Linked DNA regions of Homo sapiens: region 2 is linked to region 1. A link is a loop called in an ENCODE intact Hi-C map of the cell type or tissue named here. Cell type or tissue: psoas muscle. All regions are shown on one strand. Each heading gives the region's core, and the rest is flanking DNA. Links, peaks and the distances in the headings are about the cores only. Region 1 overlaps FREM1 (FRAS1 related extracellular matrix 1). Region 2 has its middle 190 kb from the start of TTC39B.

The links. Peaks named below come from ENCODE experiments on the same cell type or tissue, not always from the same donor. Only the 100,000 strongest peaks of a DNase experiment are listed, where the experiment ranks them.
Region 2: a loop joins it to region 1, with 2.5 times the contacts of the local background. A loop is called at or near these places in 1 of 110 quality-filtered maps.

Annotation. Positions count from the first base shown.
Region 1 is chr9:14,777,294-14,782,675 of GRCh38, reverse strand. All of the region lies in intron 24 of FREM1 (FRAS1 related extracellular matrix 1), which reads left to right. Among named protein-coding and RNA genes, the nearest start is that of CER1, 57 kb to the right of the region's middle. In psoas muscle, for the core only: no CTCF peak of the experiment used is centred there; DNase peaks (open chromatin) are centred at 2,165 and 2,965; H3K4me3 peaks cover 1,034 bases; H3K27ac peaks cover 3,886 bases.
Region 2 is chr9:15,111,996-15,117,377 of GRCh38, reverse strand. No RefSeq gene overlaps it. Among named protein-coding and RNA genes, the nearest start is that of TTC39B, 190 kb to the left of the region's middle. In psoas muscle, for the core only: no CTCF peak of the experiment used is centred there; no DNase peak of the experiment used is centred there; H3K4me3 peaks cover 1,078 bases; H3K27ac peaks cover 1,439 bases.

The DNA of each region.
Region 1 (5,382 bases), core at 290-5,289:
AATCTTTACAACACCAAGTATGATCTTGAAGGAGGAAAGGAGTTACCAAGAGGAGCAATGATTGTTCTTTTTTTCCTGTTTGCTTATGAAGGCTGGGTGCTTCTTGGCTTAATACATTTGTATCAGATCCAGGGCTTTTAATTTTACATGCATTTCTGGAACTTCTAGCTTCTTTCATTTCCTGCTTCCCTCCGTCAATGCCCACAGGACAGTCTGCTGAAGACATTAGTGACTGTCTTGAAGAAACCAGTGACCTTGCTGGAGAACACAGGACTGAATGCATAAAGATGTTCAGAAATGAAGGTTAGATATTAATCGAATGGTGAGAATAAAGAACAAAACCTCCGTATGAAACGATTGGCAATACTGTAAAAATTTCCTAATTTGCATCCAGAGAAAGTCTTATTAGATGGCATTTTAGAAATCATTTATCCCAGGAATTTCTACATTTCTGGATCCTCAGATAATTGCCAGAGAGAACTACAAAATGCAAATTCTTGGGCCTTACCCCAGAGAGGCAACTTTGGTAAGTCCAGTCTCAGGCCCAGAAATCTGTATTTTTGAAAGATATCTTCAGGTAATTCTGATGCAGTCAGGACTAGCCATCAATAGTCTGGTCTAGTCTGTTGTTCTGAATTGTTCTGAGGAGCCTCAAGAATTTATGGAAGTTGAGGCTGGGGCAGTGGCTCACGCCTGTAATCCCAGCACTTTAGGAGGACGAGGCAGGTGGATCACCTGAGGTCAGGAGTTCGAGACCAGCCTGGCCAACATGGCGAAACCCCGTCTCTACTAAAAATACAAAAAATTAGTTGGGAGTGGTGGCGGGCACCTGTAATCCTAGCTACTTAGGAGGCTGTGGCAAGAGAATTGCTTGAGCCCGGGAGGCAGAAGTTGCAGTGAGCCACGATGGTGCCACTACACTCCAGCCTGGGCAACAAGAGCGAAACTCCATCTCAAAAAAAAGAATTTATAGAAGCCTTTTTAGGGCCTCCCAGAGATTGAGATTCTGGGGCCTTCAGCCCAATGTACTGATGGAACTTAGGTGTGTGTGTTGTGTGTGAGTGTGTGTGGGTGTTGATACTAAAAACAGTACTATAAATACCATAAAACTAAATATAAGAAAACAAATTTTTTATGCTTGCAAGTATTCAGTTTTTAGTAGTTAAAAGGTTTCCTTTTAAATACATTGATTCAAGTTAAAAATTGAATTGATAGAAAACTAGTAAATAATAAGAGTACACATAGTACAGGCATATGGCAAAAATATGGTTTCAATTACTCAAGATTAGGAAACAAGGTTTTAGGGAGAAAATAAACAATAAAGGCTGAAAAGCATTGATTTGGTGCAATCCCTTATTTACACATAGGAAAGCTAGCATTGCCTGAACACCTGCAATGCACCAGAGAATGTCCTGGACTTTTTTTATATGTTATTTTTCTTAAGCCTTATGACACCACCTTGCGAGAGATGCAATAGTGTTCCCATTGTACACATGAGAAAACCAAGGTTCCAAGAGGCAAAGGAAGTCACCTAAACTGACATAACTGAGTATCACTGCTGAATTTGGGGCTCAGAGCTCATTTCCAGTAGAAGGTTCTTTCCATTATACCTCGTTGTACCAAAAATTTGTGGAGAATATGCATTTGTGTGAAGGAACCTCCTCAATGTGTCATTCTGATATTTGGCCAGCAGTTTTACATATTTATAATGGAAGAGCCTAGCGTCTGCCCAAGACCCAAATTTTAATCTTGTCATTTCACTAACCCAATCACGGACTGCTATGTTGTTTGTCAAGTGGCGCTAAACCAAAGCTGAAAGCCTGTTTTAATGAAAGTGTGATCATGGTGCTTTTTAAAAATTAAATATATGCAACCAATCTAATCACCTAAATTTATGTTGCTTGCTGTTAAATTTGGCAAGGAATTTGGCTGGGTAGAAGAGATAAATTCTGTGGCAGAGGATTTTCCCCCTTCCATTTTTAATGTAAGCTATGGCAGCATTAATTAAATGGGGGAGTTTAATAGTCAGATTTTACCTTCTGCAAAAATATTTTGTGAATCATAAATTTCTCCTGCATTGTTTGGTGCTGCTGGCCTGGAAGAAAGATTTGGCAGCATGTTCTAGGACAGATGACACCGAGTGATTAGCAAGCTGACTTCAGCTGCTGGCAGCCGGGTACTAAAAGAACATGCTAATGTCCTCCATTTTGACATGCCGGCTGGACTTTTTTTTTTTTTTTTTCTGAGGAGCTGGCGCTATTTATGATTCCATTTTTATCTCTTAAATGCCATGACAGATGGCAGCTTCTTCAGCCAACTCTATTGCCAGGCAATGCAGAAAGCTTGAAAGCACCGTGGTAATGGTGAAATCAGACCAGGCAGGCACCCCAGTCAAATCTGAGAGTTATTCCCCAAATTTCATGAGAGCGGTGGTCATCTTGGCTGCATCTCTTCTCAGGGGGATGTAACAAGGGAAATTAAACAAAATGGATCCACAGAAGGAGCTGCTACCACCAACTTCTTCACCTCAGAATGGATACCAACATAGCAATGGCTTTATGGTTTTAAACATTGAGAATGTATTTGGAGGATTTAGGGGAGGGGGTATTTGGAAGACCATCTGATTGATCAGCTTTTCCAGACATGAACAGCACTGACCTTTTTTCACGTGTACTGCTAGCTTTATTTTGACTGGGAACTCAACCGTAACCATTCATTCTGTCCCTCTCTCTGATGATGTCTCTCTGCCTGTGAGTAGTTTGCACTGTTACTTGTGAAAGTGGAATGATGTTATTTGATCCAGTCATGTTTAGAAATTGCATCATTTTCACCCCTGGCCTATTAGCTTTAGGTCAGCACTGACAGCTGCCTTGGTGTCCCAGATAGGAGCGCTGGCCTCAGAAAACATATTTCTTACTCTTCTGTGGTCTGTGGCCCGCGTGCCCTCACTCCCATCTGTCTGATGGCAGGCTGCCTGTTTCCAACGTGGGCAGATCACGATCTTCCAGCAGGGAGGGGTTTGAGATGGACAGCCTGGATCATAAGACAACTGCGGTGACCTCACAGAGGCCATGCACGCATCGAGTAGATGTGGCCGTCCTGAGATGAGCTTTGAGGACCCCGTCAGGCATTCTTGCAATTCAGTCTGCAGGGAGGAAAGTCAGAATTAGATATTCAAGATGGCCGCCTCTGATGGAGTCCCTGGCACTCACTCAAGCTTGCATTTGGGTTTGTTGCTCCTGGTCCCATCTCTCCCCTTCTTTCTTCTTCCTTCTCTGCTGATATTTGACATACTTTTAATAGTGCACAATGTCTATAGCTCTACAATTAATGCTAATGCTAAAAATACACGTCCTTTGGCTTATATTTGCGCTAAGGTACCAATGGCTGATTTAACACTCTCCACAGAGCACACTTGATACAGGGATCTGGTAAGGAACAGAGAGCCAGTTTAATGTGAAACAGGGTAGAATGAGAGGTGTGAAACATATTTCTGGAGGGGGAAAATGGGAAAAAGGGAACTTGGAGGCACTGAGGGAGCACCTAGCCTCCTTCCTATTTTATTGTGGGTCAGATGATAGGATCTGGGGGGAATATGAAAAAGTAACAGAAAAACAATAGAATAAAGGCATAACTCTGTTCTCAGGCTCTGCCTGAGAAATAAAGCATAATTTTATACCTAAAAATGTATATCAGTTTACTTTTGAAACTGTGAAGGTGACTAAGTAAAAAGTTTGAAGAACAGACATATTTTTCTAGGTTCCTTTATTTTCTTTTTTAAAATTATTTTTCTTTTTTTAAGATGGGCTTTTGCCATGTTGCCCAGGCTGGTCTCAAACTCCTGAGCTCGAGCGCTCCACCCACCCCAGCCTCCCAGAGTGTCCAAGCTATAGGCGTGAGCTACCGCGCCTGACTTCCTTTCCTTTCCTTCCCTTCCCTTCCCTTCCCTTCCCTTCCCTTCCCTTCCCTTCCCTTCCCTTCCCTTCCCTTCCCTCCCTCCCCTCCCTCCCCTCCCTCCCCTCCCTTCCCTCCCTTTCCTTTCCTCTTTTTTTTTTTTTTTTTTTTTTTGAGACAGGTTCTCTGTCTGTTGCCCAGGCTGGAGTGCGGTGGCACGTTCATGGCTCACTGTAGCCTCAACCTCCCAGGATCAAGTGATCCTTCCACCTCAGCCTCCCTAGTAGCTGGGGCTACAGGCACGCACCACACCCAGCTAAATTTTGTATTTTTTGTAGAGAAAGGGTTTTGCCATGTTACCCAGGCTGATATTGAACTCCTGGACTCAAGCCATCTGCCCGCCTTGGCCAGCCAAGGTACTGGGTTTACAGGTGTGAGCCACTGCACCAGCCTCTTTTATTTTTTTTAATAAATAATTGATTTTTATAAATGCCTCATGATCCAGTAATGAAATTGCCCAATTTGTTAAAAATATACTTATCAAAGGTTTAATTTTATGAAAGGAAAACTGATTGGTTTGTTTTGAGAAAATTATGTGATTTTGCTCAATCTATAATTCTAAAGGTAACTGAATACCTTTATTCAAGGTGTAAAAAATGCTGCTGTGGGGGAAATGTATGAGGTTTCATTCTTTACAAGTCGAGGTGTGTGAAATGTCAAAATTTACTTTATTTGTTGTATTTCACTTAGCAATTTTAACTTTTTGGACATAGATTTCTTTTTCTTTGCATCAAATCAGATATATTTTCCTTGTCAACAGTCTTATTAACTAGATAATTAGAAAACTAAAAAACTTCAGCATAGCCTTCAAAGCAATATCAGTACTCAGCCAAACTCATCTCTTTTTACTTTTTGTCTAACTGCCCTCCCTGAGTCCGTGGTCGCAGGCAGGCTGGTTGACTCGTTGCTTTCACACTATCTAATAGCTTCAGGTTTCTTCATGCTCAAAAGGATCAATGCTCAAACCCTGAAGGACAAGACACATTTCACAAAGAATAAAGGGATTGTTAGTCAAATCTGCCAGATTTGTAAAATAAATATAAATGCCATACCTTCTCTAGTTAAAAAAGAACTTCCAAAGAAAATATACAATTTATATATGTATATAAAATTTATACATAAAAATGTTATGTATAGTTTATACATTCTACGAAAGCATTAGTTTTAGAGGTTTTTGTATCGGTGGAATAGAAGAGTGCATCCTCTACGAATATTTCCAGCAACTATGGTACATGGAGAAAAGCTAACAAGGCACAATTCTGTGATTATTTCTAAGTACATTTCTTTGGTGTACAGTGAATTTGTCAGTCCCATTGGATAGTAACGATTTCCTAACTTTTTGGAGTTTTAATATTGTGCCTTGTTTGCATAATTTCATGATACTCTTAATCTTATTGAAATAAAAATTACATATTGTAATGCTACAAA
Region 2 (5,382 bases), core at 135-5,134, 330 kb before region 1:
GGGCTCCTAACACTGCCTGGGGAGGGGACCTGGGGCCAAGGAAAGCTTCAGAGAGGAGGTTTGAGTTGAGTCTTAAAGGAAGGATAGAAGTTCAGCAAGTTCATGGGAGGTGCAGCATACCCTGGGTGCGTAGTTTTGTCTTAACAGCAACTGGAGCAATGAGCATTTGTTGAAAGTTTAGCAGGTGCTTGGCATTTTCCTAAACAATTTACAGGCATTCTCAATTTGATCTATCAGAATCCATAGACTAGAAGGTGCTTTGCAAGTAAATGTTGAGTGGAACTAGATTTTGGCATTTGCCCTGATTTTATTTTTTTGACCCTTTGCATGGCTTAACTGAGGCATTACTTTTCTGTCACCTGTCTATACAATGGCATTTTATACCTCTTGGCCCTGACATGCTTACACATCTGTGTTTTATCAATTATCACCTAGCCCACTTTTTTTTTTGGCAATTAACCACACTGTCTGCATACCTCTTAGATAATGGAATTTTTCAAGTACGTGTGTTTTTCCTCCAATAAGACTGTAAGCTCCTTTCTTCTTTTTTTTTCTTTTTTCTTTCTTTTTTAGGATTTCTTACCATTTTGTAAAATTTTATCTGAAAACTATGGAGCAAAAGAGTGTGATTTTCTGAGGCACAGAACAAAAACTTCACGTCTTACGCGGCAGCCATGTGGTATACATCAAGTGCCCAGTTTACAAACTCTAATATAGAATATATTTGAAAAGACTCCCAGCTAATCCACACTGAGAATATCTGTGCACTTTTGGGGGGATTTTGGCTGGGCGTTTCTTTTCCGGAACAGGTGGTGAAGCTAAATTTGTTTGGTGTGCCTGACATACTTGGAGCCTTACATTAAGACTTCAGTGGCTGTAGTAAACGATTCCTCCCTTCTTTGTTTACAGGGAATTGGGACTCTCTCTGGGGTGTCGGATTTCGGTTTCTGCCACTGGGCAGGCTGGAAACCATTTCTGGACTACATTCTTCCACAGTCACAAAAAGCTGGGGCTGTTTTGGCTTGGAATCCTTGTTGCTTGGCTGTGAGATGTGGCCCCTAGCTCTGCATTTGGGTCAGAATGGATTTTAGTAATGTCTTCAGAAATGAAAGAAACAGGCACAGTTTCTTCACAATCCTCCTGTTTGCATTAAAGTGCTTTCTCACAGTGTTTGTGTCACAAGGTGGCAGGGAGGAGGTGGTGAGGGCATCGGCAGGGGTGGGGTGTAGATAGAAAAACGCGTAAAGAGTGCTTACTTGCTGGATTTGAAAATCTTTCAGGTCTAAAACCAGATGATTTAGGTTTTGTTTGTCCATTTCAACTAAATCAAATGAATGTTCCCAGAGCGGCTTTGGGATGGAAACGGAGGCTTTCCTGCTGAGGGGGAAATGCCTGCTTAGGTTCTCGGAGTGGGCTAGCCTGTAGGACCAGACCTGATTCATTCACAGTGTAGATCTCCAAGTGACTGCTCTCCAATTTCAGGCTCTAGGGTGCTACTGGGAGCTGGGCTTTAGAAACGCCTTAGGTGAGTGGGGTGAGAGGTGACCACAACCAAAGAACCTTGGTGCTACCACAGTGGACTTCAACTGGGAAGTGTCCCTGATATGGTGTTATCACCGTGGGTGGTTTACAATTGTTGCTTCCCACAGTAAACCTGAATCCAGCCCTTATCTGCCACTGTCAGAATTGTACTTGGGTAGTTCAGTTTTGCGGCATGCTCCTCCATTCTTCCGAATGTTTATTAGTGTTTTTATTCACAATTGGGACACGTGAACTTTTAGTGTAAGTGGCACAGGCTTGTTTCAGACCTCAAAGAGCTAAAATTATTTTGCATTTAGCACTTTCTCTGGGTGTCAGCTTGACCTCCTTTTGTTATACTTTAACCTTTTGGTTTTTGCAGGCAGTACTGTATAGTCAGTAAGAGACTGGGCTTTGGATTTACACAGATTTGAGTTCAAATAACAGGCTCTGTTATTTATCAGTGTTGCGACCTGGATAATGAATTAGTTACGATGCAGATTCAGCTGTTGTAGCAAAGGCCAAAGTAAAGTGGCTCCAATAGGATAGAGGTTTGTATCACCCTATACACATTAGGGTTTATGTGACAACCTCACAGTATCTAGTTTCTCATTGCTCTTCCACCTTCAACCCACAGCATCTGTTTTGTGGTCCAAAGCAGAGCTCCAGCTCCCATCACCAAATCTGCATCTCAGCCACTGGGAAGGAAAGAAGAGAAGTGGAGAGCATGTCTCTTTATGGGACAAGTCAATGGGTCACTTTCAGTCACAGCCCATTGCCTAAGACTTAACTCTATGGCTGTTATGAACTGAATGTTTGTGTCCACCATCCAAATTTATATGCTGAAGCCTTAACCCCTAAAGTGATGGCATTAGGAGGTGGAACCTTGGGAGGTTCTTAGGTTTACATGAGGTCATTAGAGTGGGGTCCTTATTGATGGGATTAGCTCCTTTCTAGGAAGAAACCAGAGAGTTTGCTGTCTCTCCATCTCTCTCTGCCTTGTGAGAGGACACAGCAAGAAGACTGCCATTTGCAAGCCAGGAAGAGAGCCCTCACCAGGAACCAAACTGGCCAACACGTTGATCTTGGACTTACCAGCTTCCAGAACTGTGAGAGATAAATTTCTGTTGCTTAAGCCACTCAGTCTACGGTATTTTGTTATGGCAGCTCAAGCTGCCATAGTAGACAATGCCATTGTAGACAATGGTCCTACAAAGGCGTTGAGAAATGTTGTCTTTAGTCTGGTGGTTATGTGCCCAGCTAAAACTCAGAGGTTTATTATTAAAATAAGAAGAGGATAATAGATTTTAGGAGACAACTGCCTTCTTGCACAGATGAATTATTTACATCTTCTGTGTCTCATCTCCTCCATCTGGAAAATGAGATAATTCTTGTAAGACTTTTAATATGGTACTTAGGACATAACTATTCAAATAACTATGAGTAAAGTAGTAGGTTTACTTGGATGCTTGTCTTTTGTTAGGGTAGTTTTTATTAAACAATTGTTTTTAGCTAGTATATTTGTTTTATAGCTCTATCCCCAGGAGATGATTGACTGTATCACAAGGGCAAAGTGATCTGCATTTTGCGTCAACCTAGAGTTTTCTCTGCTGGCATGAAGAGCTGGACTTGGAGGGTTTGTGAGGGTATTGGAGACCTTGCACGCTGTGAGTCTTTGCTATTTCCCCCTTCATCTTATCAAGAATTGCCTCATTTGTAGCCTTTATCAGAAATGCCATGATTCGGGACTCGAGTTTCTGGAAATTAGTAGAGGTGTTGATTGCTTGTGAATCTCAGGGTCAGAAAATGGTTGCTAGAGCTTCTAAGAAGGAAAAAGGCAGCTTCTTCAACCTTGTGAAAACTATTGTGGCCTTCAGCAACCTGTGATGAAAACTCACATTTGGAATTTGAAAAAGCTGAAGTCATATTTCTGAGTTGCTCTGATTTCTAGAGAAAATCAGTTGAATCCGAGGACTAAATGTGAAATCTATTCCTCCTTCCTAAGTGTTTTCATCCACTTAAGTTGATTATAATATTGCCGTCTATTTTCATTGTACAAGTTCTACATTTAACAATTAAAGATTTATTCACATTGAACTTCCTTGAGACACAGGTCAGTCTGCAACACTAGTGTAGGTTTACCAACTGTTGCCTGGAGCTGTAGTCTAAGAAAACAAGGGCCCACTGGTGGGACCTTATGGGTTCAAGGCAGCCTCTGTAGACTTGCATGTGTAGGAAAGAAAAGGTGAAAGCCAAGGAAGGTCTCCCCAACCTCTGATAGGTATGGAAGCAGCTGGCCTATAAGGCTGCCACAGGACTAGTGGTCAATTATGATCTTGCTCAAATGAGTTGTTTTCCAAACCATCTATTGTGAAATAATTTGGTTATTCTTGTAACCTGTGAATGGTCCTACAAAGGAGTTGGGAAATGTTGTCTTTAGTCCTTAAAAATTCCTTAAAAATTGAACATTTCTTAAACATTGAAATAGAAAAGGAAACAGTAGATTATTTCACAGGTAGCATAGAGAAGAATAAACTGTTTATTTTAATTATAGATCTCTATAGATGTATGTGTGTGCTGAGTCATGTAAATGTTCTTATTCTGGGTCAGGGCCAAAAATTTGAAAGATCTTGATCTAGTATAAGGTTTGCCAGTGTTGTCACTGCCAAGATGGTTTTCTGTGGTTTGTTTTTATTTTTCCCTGATCTTAACAAAACTATGGTGACTAGAAGATAGGCATCTGTCTATTGAAATCTATATCTCACCCTTTCCCAAGATTGGCTGACATATTCCTAAAGGCTAGATAGCATAATCAATTCCACTCCACAAATAATTGTTGAACATGAACTGTGTACAAGATACTGTTCTAGGTGGTGTGGGAGGTACATAATATCCCTTGCTGCTTTCCAGAGGCTCGTAAACCAGTGATGGTGGCAACAGATAAAGGAATACACAACCAATTCAACCACAAGACTGACCGTAATAGAGATTATATAATAACTAACTTTGACTGAATTATCATAAATTAATATTCAAATTTTAACCAAGAAGTAGACAAAATAACCTTATTGTCAAGATATCAATTATTTTGTGTGAAGTACACTTTTCCATTTTAGGAGTTAAGAAATTTGGTGCTGGCGAAGGTTTGGTAAGATGAGTATTCATGCATTGCTGATAAAAATGTAAGTGGGTATCATCTTATGTCTTTTTGGAAAGCAATTGGTTGGCATTAATTGGCTTAAAATATAGTCTTTGTAATAATTCCACTTCTAGGAATCTATCTTAAAAAAGCAAAGATTTGGAGCAAGATTAATGAGCAAAGATGTTTACTGCAGCTTTATTTTTTAAAGTAAAAAGTTAAAAATCACTAATGATTCCTACAAGAAATCTATATAAGAGGATATTACACATTGCTAAAAATCACATTTTCAAAAACTATGACAGTAGAAAGTGTTTACTTTTAAACAGTAAATCTTAGTAGGGTCAAACATTGAACAGATAGTACGATCATAATTCTGAAAAAAGAAAACCCAACATATTTGTGCATAGGAATAAACTAGAAGGAAACCCATTAATATTATGTGTTTAATCTCTGAGTTGTAGAATTTGGGTGATTTTTGTTATCTTCTTCAGAAGTTTAATGTAGTTTATTAATCTTCTACAATACAAAATTTTCTGTTTTATAAACAGAAATAACAAATACTATTTTATAAAACCTGTACAAATTACATTAATTCCAGCATGCTAAATTGAACACATTATTTTTAGTAGAGCCTTTCAAGGATTATAATTATGTCCTTTTGGATTTACTGGGTAGTCGTAATATTTACCTCTTTCCTTCACTTTGCCAGTGGGAGAGATGTT